Regions from separate parts of the Mus musculus genome. Here region 2 is linked to region 1. A link is a contact called in ENCODE POLR2A ChIA-PET data. All regions are on one chromosome and are shown on one strand. Each heading gives the region's core, a stretch centred on a gene start or an enhancer-like site at or near the end of the contact. The rest is flanking DNA. Distances are from core to core; before and after follow the strand shown.

What was found. ChIA-PET counts read pairs that join two places held with the same protein, here RNA polymerase II (POLR2A).
Region 2: POLR2A ChIA-PET joins it to region 1 with 12 read pairs in Patski. The contact joins the promoter of Celsr1 here to the promoter of Trmu in region 1. POLR2A ChIA-PET finds 5 or more read pairs at or near these places in 2 of 5 experiments (Patski and embryonic stem cell).

Annotation. Positions count from the first base shown.
Region 1 is chr15:85,876,738-85,883,759 of GRCm38, forward strand. Trmu (tRNA 5-methylaminomethyl-2-thiouridylate methyltransferase) reads left to right here and starts at 2,590. Exons shown (of 11, transcript NM_028063.2): 1 at 2,590-2,721; 2 at 5,937-6,102. The coding sequence starts at 2,640.
Region 2 is chr15:86,029,567-86,036,588 of GRCm38, forward strand. It overlaps Celsr1 (cadherin, EGF LAG seven-pass G-type receptor 1), which reads right to left and starts at 4,211. Exons shown (of 35, transcript NM_009886.2): 1 at 616-4,211. The coding sequence starts at 4,204. It overlaps Gm34764 (a long non-coding RNA gene), which reads left to right and starts at 4,687. Exons shown (of 3, transcript XR_384307.4): 1 at 4,687-5,001.

The DNA of each region.
Region 1 (7,022 bases), core at 1,340-3,839:
GCTTATTCTGATACGGTAGGACCACAGCTTTCACAGGCTGCTCTGGGCAGCTAGAGTGCAGAGAGTAAAGGGAATTGGGATATGAGGGAGGGTCTGCTTCAGTCTGAGAGTTGGGCTAAGCCTGCAGCTCTCATCCCTAGGGCACTTCTGGGAGCACAACAGCCAGGTGATGTGGGACATGGGGAAAGTCACTGGGAAGTTAGTACCATGCTTGAAGCCTCATCTGTTAAAGACTAGCTGCCTGGAAGCCACTGACCTATGGATGACTGCAGAAAGCACTGTGTGGACCCCATTCATGTCCGTGCTTCAATCTGAGGCCACCCATTGTCAGCTGAGACTGAGATCTGCACGGGTTTCTCATTCTCTGGTTAATGAGGTGAACCCAAAGCTGCCAGCTGGAGTGGGGTCCTAGACACAGCAGTGGCAAAGTGAGGTAGGGCACAGACCTTATAAAAGGTCTGCCAAGATGCCAAGGACCCTGGAGGGATGGCAGCAGATTCTTCCCCAGTGGGCAGTAAACTCTGGAGTCCTGAACATTAGCGCTGTAAATGGCCCTCACCTTCCCTGACCCACTCACACCTATCACACAGGGGAAAAAGGAAATGTAGAATTGAACTCATTTAAGAAAGCTGGGTTTGCAGTAGGGGCAGGGCTACATTTCCCTTAGGGTACTGTTGGGTAAGGAGTGGCTGCATCCTTCCTTGGTGTGTTTGGTGGGGAGAGGACATTAACCTATGAATAACTAACTAGGCTACCTTGGTGATGTCTGTACTTAGCCCTGGCTCAGCGCACGCCTTGTCCTCATGCGGCCGTACTCTGCTCTGTCTACCGGGGCATCTGGTTTTTGGCAGCATATGCTGCAGTCCCTCTGCTTTCCCCTCTGAAGATGCTCAAAGGTGGCTTTCCCCTACGTTCTTCTTCATAGCTCCTCGGCTGGCTGTTCAGAAGGGTCAGCTTTGGGACACACTGGAGACTTGAGCTGAGGGGCTGGCATGAAGTATACTGATGTAGGCTGATGACCAAAGCCCCACCCTCGGAGATGGCAGAGGCTTGCTTCCCTGTAATTTCTTACCATTGTGGGGGGGCAGTGTTCCTGAAGCCCACATACCATTTGGGTTGGTGCCGCACAGCACTTTCCTGTCCATGGTGTATCACACTGCAGACTTTGGGAGTTATAGGGAAGCAAAAAACACCTTGTGCAGGAAAAAGAAACGCCCCAGTTTTCTCTCTAGTGTAAGAAAATACTGGCCAACAGCAGCGCAGGGAGGAAAGGGTTTATTTATGTGGTTTGCACATCCGAATCACAGACCAACCTGAAGGAAAGTTAGAGACGGAATTTTGACAGGAACTGAAGCAGAGGCCATGGAGGAACACTGCTTACTGGCTTGCTCCGCATGGCTTGATTAGTTTGCCTTCTTTTACAACCCAAGATCACCTGCACTGGTGTGGCTCTCACATCAATCAACAAATCTCACAGACTTGTCTAAGGGCCAATCTAATGGAAGCATTTTCTCAATTGATGTCCCCCCACCCCTAGCTTGTGTCAAGTAGACAAAAATTCTAACATAGGTTTGTCTGGTTTCTGCTACTTTGTGGTTGGCCCTATCATAGGTTCTGGTAGGAAAAGTGAGATTTGCTATACTAAATGCCCATACCCAAGAAGGGAGGTCCTGGTCCTCAAGGCTAGAACACTCCACAGACATGACCCCCTGCCCTTTTGTCTCTCTCTCTCTCTCTCTCTCTCTCTCTCTCTCTCTCTCTCTCTCTCTCTCTTCTCTCTCTCTCTCTCTCTCTCTTTCTGTCCCAGGACTCGTATCTATTTTCTTCCAGCAGCCACTCAACATCTGTCATGTGCGAGGCCCCCCACAATCAATTCAGGAAGAGCCACAGCTCCAGCCTGAGGTCCCCAAAGCATCCACTCGTTAGAGCTGATCCCCGCAGAGTGCTCGTTCGTCCTCCAAGAATGGCCCACGAAACAAACACTCTTAAATCACAGGCACCAGGATGAACAGGTGCGACTCCAAACTCTCCCAGTCTTCCGTGGCCCATCCTTCCCAGCTACTGTCTGGGTCTGGTTAACTACGCTCCCATCCCCTACTCCAACCCGTTGACTGAGCTGCTAGCAAAGCCTTACTGAGCAACGGTCCACTATGCTTTGTCCTCCACTGGCTCTGCACCCGCCAGGCCCGCAAGCATCTAGAATCCAATGAGAACGTGTTGACAGCCCTGTCCCTCCAGCGGGTAAACAGGAGGAGCCAGCGGCCGACACAGCATCTCGACCTTGTGTGTGCCCAGGAACGCCTTTGAGACCTCAAGCCCGAGCGGAGGCTGTTCCTGGTGCAGCTGACCCAGGAGCGCCAGCTGAGCACAGAAGAAAACGTCGCAAGGGCAGCGAGTGGTGGCTAAGAAGCCGGACCCGACCAACTCATCGCTGGCCTATCTGGGACATGCTGCCACCTAGTGCTCCTCGGCCGATCCGCCGCGCGGAACCCAAAAGCCTGCAGAACACTGGGTGAGCGGAGCACGTTTCCCGCCGGGTGAAGAGTGAGGACGCCCCCCCCCCCCGTCCCCCCCGTCCCCCGGAGGCTGGGACTTCCGGCGTAGCTTGGACGCAGCCAGAAAGCTCGCGGTGTAGCCTGATGTCGGCGCTGCGGCACGTCGTGTGCGCCCTGTCTGGCGGTGTGGACAGCGCGGTGGCGGCGCTGCTGTTGCGGCGGAGAGGTGAGGCCAGGGTTCCTCACTGGGGACAGGAGCTTGGGCTCCTCCAGGTCTGAGGCCTGGCCTTTTGCAGACTCCGCGGGCCTCCAGGCGAGGACACCGCCAACTCTAATGACAAAATCACTCCAGTGTTCTCCTTCGTTGGATGACAAACTTCACTCCGAACAGCTACCAGTTCTTCCTGACTTGTAGATGTAGCCTCATGGGTCCTTAGGGTTCGGATCTGATTCCAACGACCGGTGTACATTCCTCCTGCTGTGTGGCCCCACCTTGTGTCAACCTCTCCGCATTCACCTTGGCGGCTTTTAATGGAGTCCCCCTCAGCCGTGGATCATCTTCCCCGGGGCACGCGGGGTGCAGAGGCGCGGGGCCAGGAGCCTGGGCTTGGGCAAGTTAACTAAGCACCCCCCAGTAAAAATGGGATGACCCGTAATATGGGATGACTGGAATGATTAAATGGCACAGTATGTATTGAAAGGGTTAGCTATACAATGTGAGATATATCGGAAAGCAGGAGCGATTCTTTTATAATCACAGCTGTTATGACAGAGTAAAAGAGCCACAGGATACAGGTGTGTACTATGGTGAGAAAGGAAGAGGGAAGCATTTCTCTACAAAGAACTGGCTGCAGTAACACAGGCAGGAGGCAGAGGAGAGAGTGCCGGCCAGAATAGGATATAGTGGGGTTAGTGAAGCTGACGGTATTAAGGAATTTGGGGTAATGTTGAGTAGGCAGTGTGAGTCTTTGAAGGTTTCCAATGAGAACTGTGTAACTAGATGCTTTGGGAAGTGGCAAAGGTTGGCATCATTCTTACAGATTTATCTTTTACTACTAAAGGGAGATCAACTGCTGCCTAGTTTTTATGTCACATTAAAACTATGTGACATGTTAGGGTCCTCTGGTAGGAGGGAACCTCAGCTGAGAAACTGTCATCACCCTGGCCTGTAGGCTAGTCAGTGGGGCCTTCTCTTAATAATTGGTGTAGGAAGCCTCGTTCCATTAGGAGTAATGCTATCTCTGGGCAGGTGGTCCTAGGTTTTATAAGAAAACAGGCTGAGCAGGCCAAAGAAACAAGCCCATAAGCAGTATTCTTTTATAACCTATGATTCAATTCTGCCTTCAGGTTCCTGACCTGAGTTCCTGCCCCAGCTTCCCCTGATGGTAGACTGTGACCTTTAGGGCCAAATAAATCCTTTCCTCTCCAAGATGCTGTTGATCGTGGTGTTTATCATAACAGTGGGAACCTAGCCAAAACAAAGGCTCTCTCCCCTCAGGCTGCTACATCTAACTTTTACCCTTCCTTGGATTTTTTTCATGAAAGAAATTGATGGACGGTATCAGAGGAAAGAAAACCATCCTCTCATTTCGGCATCGAGGGCTCTTAGAGGTGATGTCCCATACTGCAATCCGTAGAAAGTTGACCAGTCCTTGAGTGCCTGGCTCCATGCATGTGGGTCTTGTCCCTCTGTGAGACAATTGACCAGGCAGATGTAGCATGGGAATGGTGGGGTTCTAAAACTCTGCGTAGAGTTTGTTCATGTTACAAGCTTGTGGGGTTTTGGCTCTCCTTATGCCCTGGGCATTGTATTAGCTCTTGGGACACAGGATTGTATTATGCCATCTCTGCATTAGTAAGTTACGTGTAAGACCACCTCAAGAGCTGAGCCCAGCATGGTTAATCTCTACAGTAGAGCACAGTCAGGTGCCTCCAGACACAAAAGAGGGCCTCATCTCATACCAGGCTGTGTGGGACTTTAATGAGTGTGGTTTTTTTTTTTAAGAATTACTTGTTTATTTTATATGAGTACACTGTAGCTGTCTTCAAACACACCAGAAGAGGGCATCGAATCCCATTACAGATGGTTGTGAGCCACCATGTGGTTGCTAGGAATTGAATTCAGGACCTCTGGAAGAGCAGTCAGTGCTCTTAACTGCTGAGCCATCTCTCCAGCCCCCTGAGTGTGGTATTTTATTTGTTAAAGGTTTGTCAGCAAAATCCCTGGAATTTTTTGGAGGAGGGGGCAATAATCAAACACTTGAAGCTTTTAATACAGTTCCCTGTCTTTCCTTACATTCAGCTTATTCGGAGGGAGAAACAGGGTTTTGATGCAAGGTGAACCACAGTGAGTTTTCTGAGACACTGGAGGGCCAGTGCTGACCTATGTGATATTTGGTTGGGTATTTGTCACAGTGGAGAAGAGAGATCATAAAACATGTGGATGATAGAGCCCTACGGAATAGCCAACGCCTTAATTTAAATGTTTGGTGTTGAGAATTGAACCCAGGGCTTCACCCATGCTAAGTATGGGCTTTCCCCTGGAGGTACCCCCTCTGGGTGATAAAATTCCAATTTTTTTTTAATTCCAATAATTTAATTGGCTTTAATTTGATAACTTAGAATGTAAAAGTCTTAATAATTGGATAGCTTTTAAAATGAGTTCCCTTTAAAAATAACTGGACAGTGATTATCTTAAAAATATTTTAAATTCTGTATGTATGGATGTTTTATCCACATGTATGTCTGTGCACCATGTGAATACCCGGTTTTAAGAAGGTATCAGATCTCCTGGAACTGGAGTTACAGGTGGCTGTGACCTGCCATGTGGGTACTGGAAATTGAACCTGGGTCTGCTGGAGAATCAGCGAGTGCTCTTAAACACAGAGCTATCTCTCCAGCCCTGATCTTTTTAAAAACAAAAACAAAACAAAACAAAATAGAATCTTGATATGTAGCTTGGGATTAGCTTCAAACTCAGTATCTTCCTGCCCTAGCCTCCCAAATACTGGAATCATAGGTATGTACTACCACATCTGGCTGGCTGGTAGCTTGTATTTGCATTGGGATCTGAGTTTCTGTTCACCATTCAATCATTCAGCATATATCTGATAGACCCATGCAGTGTGTTACAGATTGTATTGACACATATGTAGAGAAATACATATGGGAGAAAACTTTGTTTTCACTTTGAGGACACAAACAACTTCAGTACACAATGTACTAGAAGGTGGGGGCCTTACCAGTACCAGTGCAATGAGGGCTAAAGGGAAGAAGTGGCCTCAGGTATTACACTAAAATGTAAGCCAGGCCCTAGGCTACATGACAGCCTTGGATTGCCATTCAAAATATACAGAGACATTGGGGGTTGGGACGGTGTGATGGGTCAGAACTGCCTAGAACACAGAAGTCCCTGCTTTTTACCCTAACTTCTCTCTTCAGGTTACCAGGTGACAGGGGTATTTATGAAGAACTGGGACTCGCTGGATGAGCAGGGCGTTTGTGCTGCTGACAAGGACTGTGAAGATGCGTATAAAGTTTGTCAGATCTTAGACATCCCTTTCCACCAGGTGTCCTATGTGAAGGAGTATTGGAATGATGTGTTCAGGTGAGTGCAGGCCATTGCACAGGCAGCGTGTATTGTGCTGTGAAGCTTTCCCAAGGGAGGGTGGTTGGGAACAGTCAGTGCTTCTCCACAGAGGTGGCCAAGACTGTGCTGAAGTTGGGGCGCCGGGGACCTGGCCCGCAGCAGCCTCACACTCTTTCTTGGGATAGTTCCCACCTGCCAGAGGTTTCACTACTGCTTTTCTGAACCATGGCTTGAGGAGTGAAGGCCGAGACCTCCCCAGAGGGTGCTGGGAGATGAGTGTCAGTCAGTCCCCATGCACCATGTGTAAGAGAGTTTGGGATGTTCATCTGTTGGGATGTTCAGTTTGACAAAAGCCAGGGTAATGTGAGGAGAGGGAGTATCAATGAGTCTGTGGGCTGTTCTATTGATTAACAATAGACGTGGGAGGACACAGCCCACCAAAGGGCAGGGGGTCTCGGGCTGTATAAGAAAGCAGGCTGAGCAAGCCAGTAAGCAGCACCCCTCCATGGCCTCTGCATCAGCATCTGCCTCTGGTTCCTGCCCTGCTTGATATCCTGTCCTGACTCCCCATAAAGATAGGCTGTGATCAGGACACATAAGCCAGATAAACCCTTTCCTCCCTAGTTGCTCCTGGCCATGGTCCTTATTACAGCAGTAGAAAACAAGGTAAGAGTTTTGTGAGGCACTGCCCTTGCCGTTTGAAAACAAGAAATAGCCAGTAAAACTTTCATCAAGTCAAACACTAATGTTTATTATATGCAACATCTGGGAGTACACATGGCCCTGTTTTATAGGAACTGGCTGTCTAGTTGGGTGACAGGCTCTTTACCAGAGGTGCTGATGGTAGAGGACATGCCCTGGGTTGAGAAGAGGGAGCATGGTGTGACATGGAGTGTGGTCTGGCAGCCTCAAGGAGGAGGGGCCTGAGCAGCTTTAAG
Region 2 (7,022 bases), core at 2,961-5,460, 150 kb after region 1:
CAAACTCCCAAATTATAAGCCGGAGTCCAGGGACCAGAGCCAAGATCAAACGGGGGCTGTGCTTTTTCAAAGAGTCACCCAGGGGCAGCACACATGAGTCCATTGTTATTATCTAGAGGAGACAGAAAAGCTAGACCGAGGGAACCCCAGTCATATTACAGGGTGACTCAGGGACCATCCAGCAATTTCCAACGGTCCCACCCGGGAACTAATTGGCACATGGAGCAGGGAGTGACCTTTGATCCTTCCAGACAGCCACGCATGCTGCAGGCTTACTAAAGAACATCATTGGACAAACCAGACAACTTGGATAAGCCCAAGGCCGGGTTTTAACAGCATGATTTGGGAGAAGCATAAAAAACCCTACATTTGAACTTGAAACAGCCCAGGCTTGCTCCCCACAAACCTGCTGAAGAAGGCAATGAGGGGGCCTCCTCCTCCACGGACCTGGGTAGGGAGCACGCCCCCACCATGCAACCAATCACAGCAGCAAATGCCAAGATGGTTGCCCAGGCCCTGCCCAAATGTGTCTAAGCATGCCCAGGCGGCTATTGGCGGGTCCCGGAGGTTCTCTGGGAGTCCCGAGGGAGCAGCTCCTGCCCACAGGCCACTCACCTGACACAGACACCTCCATGAGCGCCTCCAGTGGCCGGTTGTTGTCCAGATCCCGGCTGAGCTGCAACTCTCCTGTGGCGGGATCCAGCAGCAGCAGGCTCAGCTCGTTGCCTTGCAGAAAGGTGTAATTGAGGCTGTCAGATAGGTCAGGGTCGTGGGCTGGGATGCGGCCGATCACACCACTGGGGAAGCTGTTGGATTTATTGGTGACATAGTTGTTGAAAAGGATCTGGAAGTCAGGCAACTCCGGTGGGTTGTCATTCTGGTCCAGGAGACGGATGTGCACGGTGGCCCGGCTTACCAGAGGAGCAGACGTGGCCTGCACCACCAACATATAGTCCCTCCGGACCTCAAAATCCAACTCGACCAGGGCACGGAGGTCACCACTCAGTAGGTCCAGCTGGAAGACCTCGGGCACATTGCCCTCCACGATCTGATACATGATCTGAGCATTCGGACCTTCGTCCGGGTCGTTGGCCCTTATTCTTGCTACCACTGAACCCACAGGGCTGTTCTCTTCCACAAACAGCTCCAGCTCGTCCTTCTCAAACACTGGGGGGTTGTCGTTAATGTCCAACACACTCACCTGAATTCCCACTGACGCACTGAGGGGATTCGGGCTGCCCCGATCCACAGCGAGAGCCCAAAGGTTGTACACGGCCACATTCTCTCTGTCCAGCCGGCGCTGGGTACGGATCACACCAGACGTGGGCTCAATGTAGAAATCTCCATCTCCATCATCCCCACCCTGGAAAGTGTACAGGAGGCGGCCATTAGGGCCTGAGTCACGGTCTGTAGCAGAGACCTGGAGGACACTGGTAGATGGGGGGGCATCCTCGAAAACAGAACCCTGGTAGAAATCTCGCAGGAACCTGGGCGCGTTGTCATTGGCGTCGAGGATAAGGATCTCCAGAGAGGTAGTGTCTGACTTCTGAGGAATGCCATTGTCCTGAGCCGTGATGGCCAGCGTGTAGGCAGCCTGGTCCTCATAGTCCAGTTCCGTCATGGTATAGATGGTGCCAGTGTCCGGGTCAATGCGGAACTGTGGTACGGGATCCTCTAGCACATAGGTGATGCGGGCGTTCTCACCCGTATCCTCATCCGTGGCACTGATGGTAGCGATGGAGGTGCCCACGGGCCGGTCTTCACTCACACTGACCGTGTAGTGGGAACTCTGGAAGACCGGCCTGTGGGTGTTGGCATCTGTAACGTTGATAAAGACCTGCGCGGTGTGTGAACGCGTGCCATCGGACGCGGTCACAGCCAGCACATACTGCCGTTCCTGCTTGTAGTCCAGGGGCAGTGCCAAGGTGATAAGGCCACCGCCGCTCTGGCTGCTGAGTGCGAAGCGGTTGCGGGTGTTCCCACCCGTCAGCTGGTAGGTGATCACACTATTGGCATCACGGTCTCGGGCCCTGAGGGTCAGCACGCTGCTCCCGACAGCCGCATCCTCATTCAGACGCAGCTCATACACAGGCTGCGTGAACATGGGGTCGTTATCATTTACATCCAGCACTGTGATGGACACGCTGGCAGAGGAGCTCATGGCTGGTGAGCCATGGTCCACTGCTTCTACTCCAAAGCTATAGTGTTCCACCTCCTCACGGTCCAGCTCCGCGCACACAGTAATCCAACCGGAGCTGTTGTGGATTTGGAAGGGGAAGTCTGGGGCAGAGGCAGGGTTCTCAGAGTCGACACTGCTGCCCCCCACGATAGTGGAGGCTGTGTCCACTAGACGGTACTGCAGCCTGGCGTTCTCCCCTGCATCTGCGTCCACCGCTTGGATGTGCAGGACTGAGTGGCCGAGGGGCACATTCTCTAGCACGGCAGCCTGAAAGGGGCTGCTCACAAAGATGGGCGCATTGTCGTTCACATCTAACACCTGCACCGAGACCAGTCCTGAGGAATTAATGAGAGGAGGCCGGCCCCCATCCTGGGCTTTGATGCGCAGGGTGTACTCCCGGATGGCCTCGAAGTCCAGCGGGTTGATAACATCCAGGCTCCCACTAAGCGAATGCAGGTAGAACTGACCCTTCAGGTTGCCACTAACGATGCTGTAGTGTATGGCTGCATTCTGCCCCTGGTCCCGGTCAGTGGCCTGGACTCGAAGCACAGCCGTGTTGACGGCTACGTCTTCTGGGACTTGAACCACATAGCGCTTCTCACTGAACTGGGGGTAGTTGTCATTCTCGTCTTCTACCACTATGTGGACGGTGGCTGAGGCACTGAGTGGGCCTGGATTGCGACCCTGGTCATTGGCCTCCACCAGCAGCTGGTACTCAGCCGCCTCCTCACGGTCCACCACAGCCCGTGTGCGCACGACACCTGATCGTGCGTCTATCTCAAAGACACCACCTGCGCCCTCCAGCAGACGATAGCGCATGTTTGCGTTGGAAGGGGCATCCCCGTCGGTGGCACGGATGGTCAGAACCTCATAGCCCACCTCCAGGTTTTCTCGAATTCGCTCTCGATACTCAGACTGCTCAAAGACTGGGCTGTGGTCGTTAGTGTCACTGACAGTTACGGTGAGGTAGGTGGCAGCTGAGCGCCTCGGGGAGCCGTGGTCCACAGCACTAACTTTGAGTACATGAGTGTCCTTGGTCTCCCGGTCCAGGGAGCGGGCTGTGGTCACTGCACCCGTGGCGGCATCGATGAGGAAGTAGCCATTAGAGCGCTCATCGAACAGCGCCTCCATCTGGTAGCTAAGGCGTCCTGCATCGCCTTCGTCTGGGTCGTGCGCGCGCAGTTCGATGACCGCAGTGCCCGCAGGCTCATTCTCAGGCACTGACACCTGGTAGCTGGGCAGCGGGAACTGCGGGCTCGTGCTGCTGCCCGTGCCCCGCCTAGACCGTCGCACCACCCCCGCCCGAGGTTGGGACAGGTTAAGCAACGATGGCGACACCGAGGGCGACTCTGAGGGCGTCCCAGAGGTCGCCTCTATTACCAGCTCTACCCAAACGGCGCCTGCCGCGCGTCCCAGGGCGCACACCAGACGCAGCTCAGCTGAACCTCCTGGCCGCAGGCAAATGGGTCCGCGCCTGCAGCCGGTCCCGGCGACCGGCGGGCAGCTGCAGGCGGGGAAGTTGGTGATGGCCTCAAGCACCGAAGTCAGCGAGGCTGCGCCGCCGCCTGCGGCCGGGAAGCAGAGCGCATCTCCAAGTCCAGGAACTGAGCGGACGGCCGGAGAGCGCAGCTCTGCACCGCGGGCCGAGCGGCGCAACAGCCGGACCCCACAGCGGGCACCATAGGCGCGTGCCCTTAGTACCAAGCTCGGGGCCGTCGGGGCGCCGCGGGCGACCAGCCGGACCTGCAGCGGCAGCAGCCTCCCGGCCAAGCGGGCACAGCCCAGAGTCCCCGCGCCAAGCCCAAGCCTCCGACCGGCTGCTGGCCCCTCGCGGCTCACGTCCAGCAGCTCCCGAGGCGTGCGCGTGGTGTCCAACCTGTAGCTCCAGCCGGGTCCGAGAGCGAAGGCGCGGGCCCCGCCAGGCACCCGCAGCTCCCAAGCGGCTGCTCCCAACTCCAGGGCTGGCAGGGCGGCGGCGGCCAGCAACACCAGCGCGGGCAGCACGCGCGGCGATGACGGCGCCATGGCCCGGAGCCGCAGCCCGAGCCGGGCGCCGGAGCACAATCCATGCACCCGGCGCACCTCCGCATCCACCCGGCGCGGCCGGGGGGCGGCTCCCGCGCGCCCAGCGCCGGGCCCTCGGGGCGGCCCGCGCTCTGCCTCCCCGGGGGCCCTGGCGAGGACACCGGGGGCCGCGCGCCCGGCCTCCCGCTCAGCTTCCACTTCGAGAGCACTTTGCGAAAGTTTGCCAAGTTGGTTTCAAGATGGCTCCTCCGTGCGTCCCGGGAGGGCGCCGCGCATCAACCTGCAGCAGCGCCGGCTCCAGGCGGCTCCAGGTGGCCCCAGCACCGACTCTGCTGGGCGGGCGTGGGAAGCTGGGCGGGCCCGGGGCGGGGCGGGGGCTGCGATCACCACACCGCCCGCAGACCCTGGCGACGGATTGCTGGCTAGGCGGTGTGCTTTGCCAGCGCCCCCGCCACTCTCTCTCTCTCCCCGCCCCCGGCCCCGCCCCGCCCCCTCCCAGTGGCTCATTGTTCAGCCCTGGGAGGGGGAGGATGATGGGGAGGGAGCCAGCCAGGAGGTGCGCGCCCCGATGATCTCCATGGAGACGTGGGGGCGCGGCCCTAGCGGGGCCTGGCCTCCAGCCCCTTCCCTTTCGGTCTTGGCACCCAACATCCGCAGAGGACCGGGCCCTGGGAGCGTGGCGCTCAACTACTGCTCTAGAGTCCCGGGCCGCGGCTGCTAAAGAGTCCCTCGTACAGTTTCCTCTGGGCCGAGTGCTGTTCAATCCTCGCATTGCACCTGATAGTGCAGATCTATGAGTAAGCCACCCCTGGCGTCGAGAGAGTTAGATCTAGAGTTCCAAGATACAGAGGTGCTAGAAAACTTCGGTAGAGTCGTGGCGGTGGCAGGGGACTGGGAGACTGTTAGACTCCAGCCTCGCGGGAGCTCAAATGCTTAACTCCAAGGAGTTCCTTGGATTTTGAAATCTCATGGGCAGTTAACCGGATTCGGGTTCCACTTTGTTTAAAGTGCAACATTTAAATTGGAAAGAAAAATAATGTAGTTTGGAGGTGACAGTGGGAGGGGCCTTGTTCCCCAGAACATGCTGTGGGGCCTGAACATTGGTGGAGGAGACCGTCTGTCACCAAACCCCTAGTTACTGCCCATCAGGGGACAAGCAAACACTGAGGGGGCAGGATCCGTGAGAACCTGGGGAAAACCAGAAGGGGGCTGGAGAATCACTCTCGCCCTGCGTGAAAGGGTGGGGCGTGGCTTCAGAGCCGCAAGACCGAGCCTAGATTCCAAAGGAGCACACCTTAAAGGCGGTGCTTCCGAACTAGGGAGGGGAGAGGCGGACCTTTGCAACATTTTCCCCACCTCCTTGAAAGGGGCCCAAGCCCACTGCAGCCTCAGTCACGCATGGACACACTGGGCAGGCCTCTTGCCTTTGAAAGATTTCTCCTGGGATCAGTTGGAGGAGTGGGACCCTGAAGGCTGCTTGATCACCATCAGAGTTGGGTTTTCTAGGCAGTCAGGGCCCAGCAGGATGACAATAGGACAATAGGACACAGGGTCGCTTTAAAACCTGTGGGGGGGGGGAGTTGGGGGGGAGCTGGAAAGATGGCTCAGTGGTCAAGAGCACCGACTGCTCTTTCAGAGGTTCAATTCCCAGCAACTACATGGTGGTCACAACCATCTGTAATGGGATCCGATGAGTGTGTCTGAAAAGTGTACAGTGTACTTACATAAAATAAATAAATAGATAAATCTTTAAAGAAAAGACAACAAAACAAAAAACAAAAACAGTCAAGGGAGCTTCCTCAGCATTAATAGCATATATGTGTACTAATATACACATGTGTGATATTAATCATATATATACGATCATACATATAGCATAAAGTTTATGTCATAGATGAATCTCTGGGATTTCTCAGTAGCTGAAAATAATCTTTTCTTACTGGGAACAACAGAAGCCATTACACTAACCTAAAGGTAGAGTTGTTTTTGGACCCTCATAGATCTTGAGAGCTCTCTTTAGAACTGTGTGTGAAGAGAGTGGGAAGGAGACAAAAATCTAACCCTTAAATGTGACAGGGCCAGGACCTTACCCCAGGCTACTCTTGGGGGTGCACTTGCAGGAAATTCAAGGTTCTGGAGCCTCAGGAAGAAGAGCCCCTGGGTGTGGGAGGGAGAAAGCTGGAGAAACCACACACACACACACACACACACACACACACACACACACACACACATACGGCGCATGTAGCAATAGGTCTTTAAATAGGGTGGGTTGGGTTTAAATAAACAGAATTCAAAAGCATGGAGTAAGTTGGGTGTGGGTGCTTTCCTGGAACCAGACACCTGCAAGCTTCCAGTTAACATTTCCTGGTCCCAGGGATCAGGCCAGCCCAGGCCAGCCCACAAGGGCAAGTCTGGTTGACAGGCTGTCAACAGAGGCCAATAAGAGTCTTCTGTTCATAGACAGGTCGGGAGCAAGGCCCAGTCCACCAGGTGGGGGCCAAGGGTGCCCCTCTCTGAACCTGGCAGAGCTCATTTCACAGTGCTACGAAGTGCATAAGCTACGGCCTCTTTCCCTGTGCACATCCAGGCCCCCGGGTTTAAAGGAAAGGGATACAAAGACAGGCTGCAGCTTGCGATGGGGTTTCAGGGTGGTCCAGTAGCATCCAAGGGACAGAAATGCGGTGGAGTTCGGTGGTAGAGATAGAGCATCTACCCAGCATGCTCCAGGCCCTGGCTTCTAGCCCTAGCCCTACAAAAAATAATAATTAAAAAAAATGCATTGGGGGAGAGATTTGTAAAGGTGGAACTAGGAGGA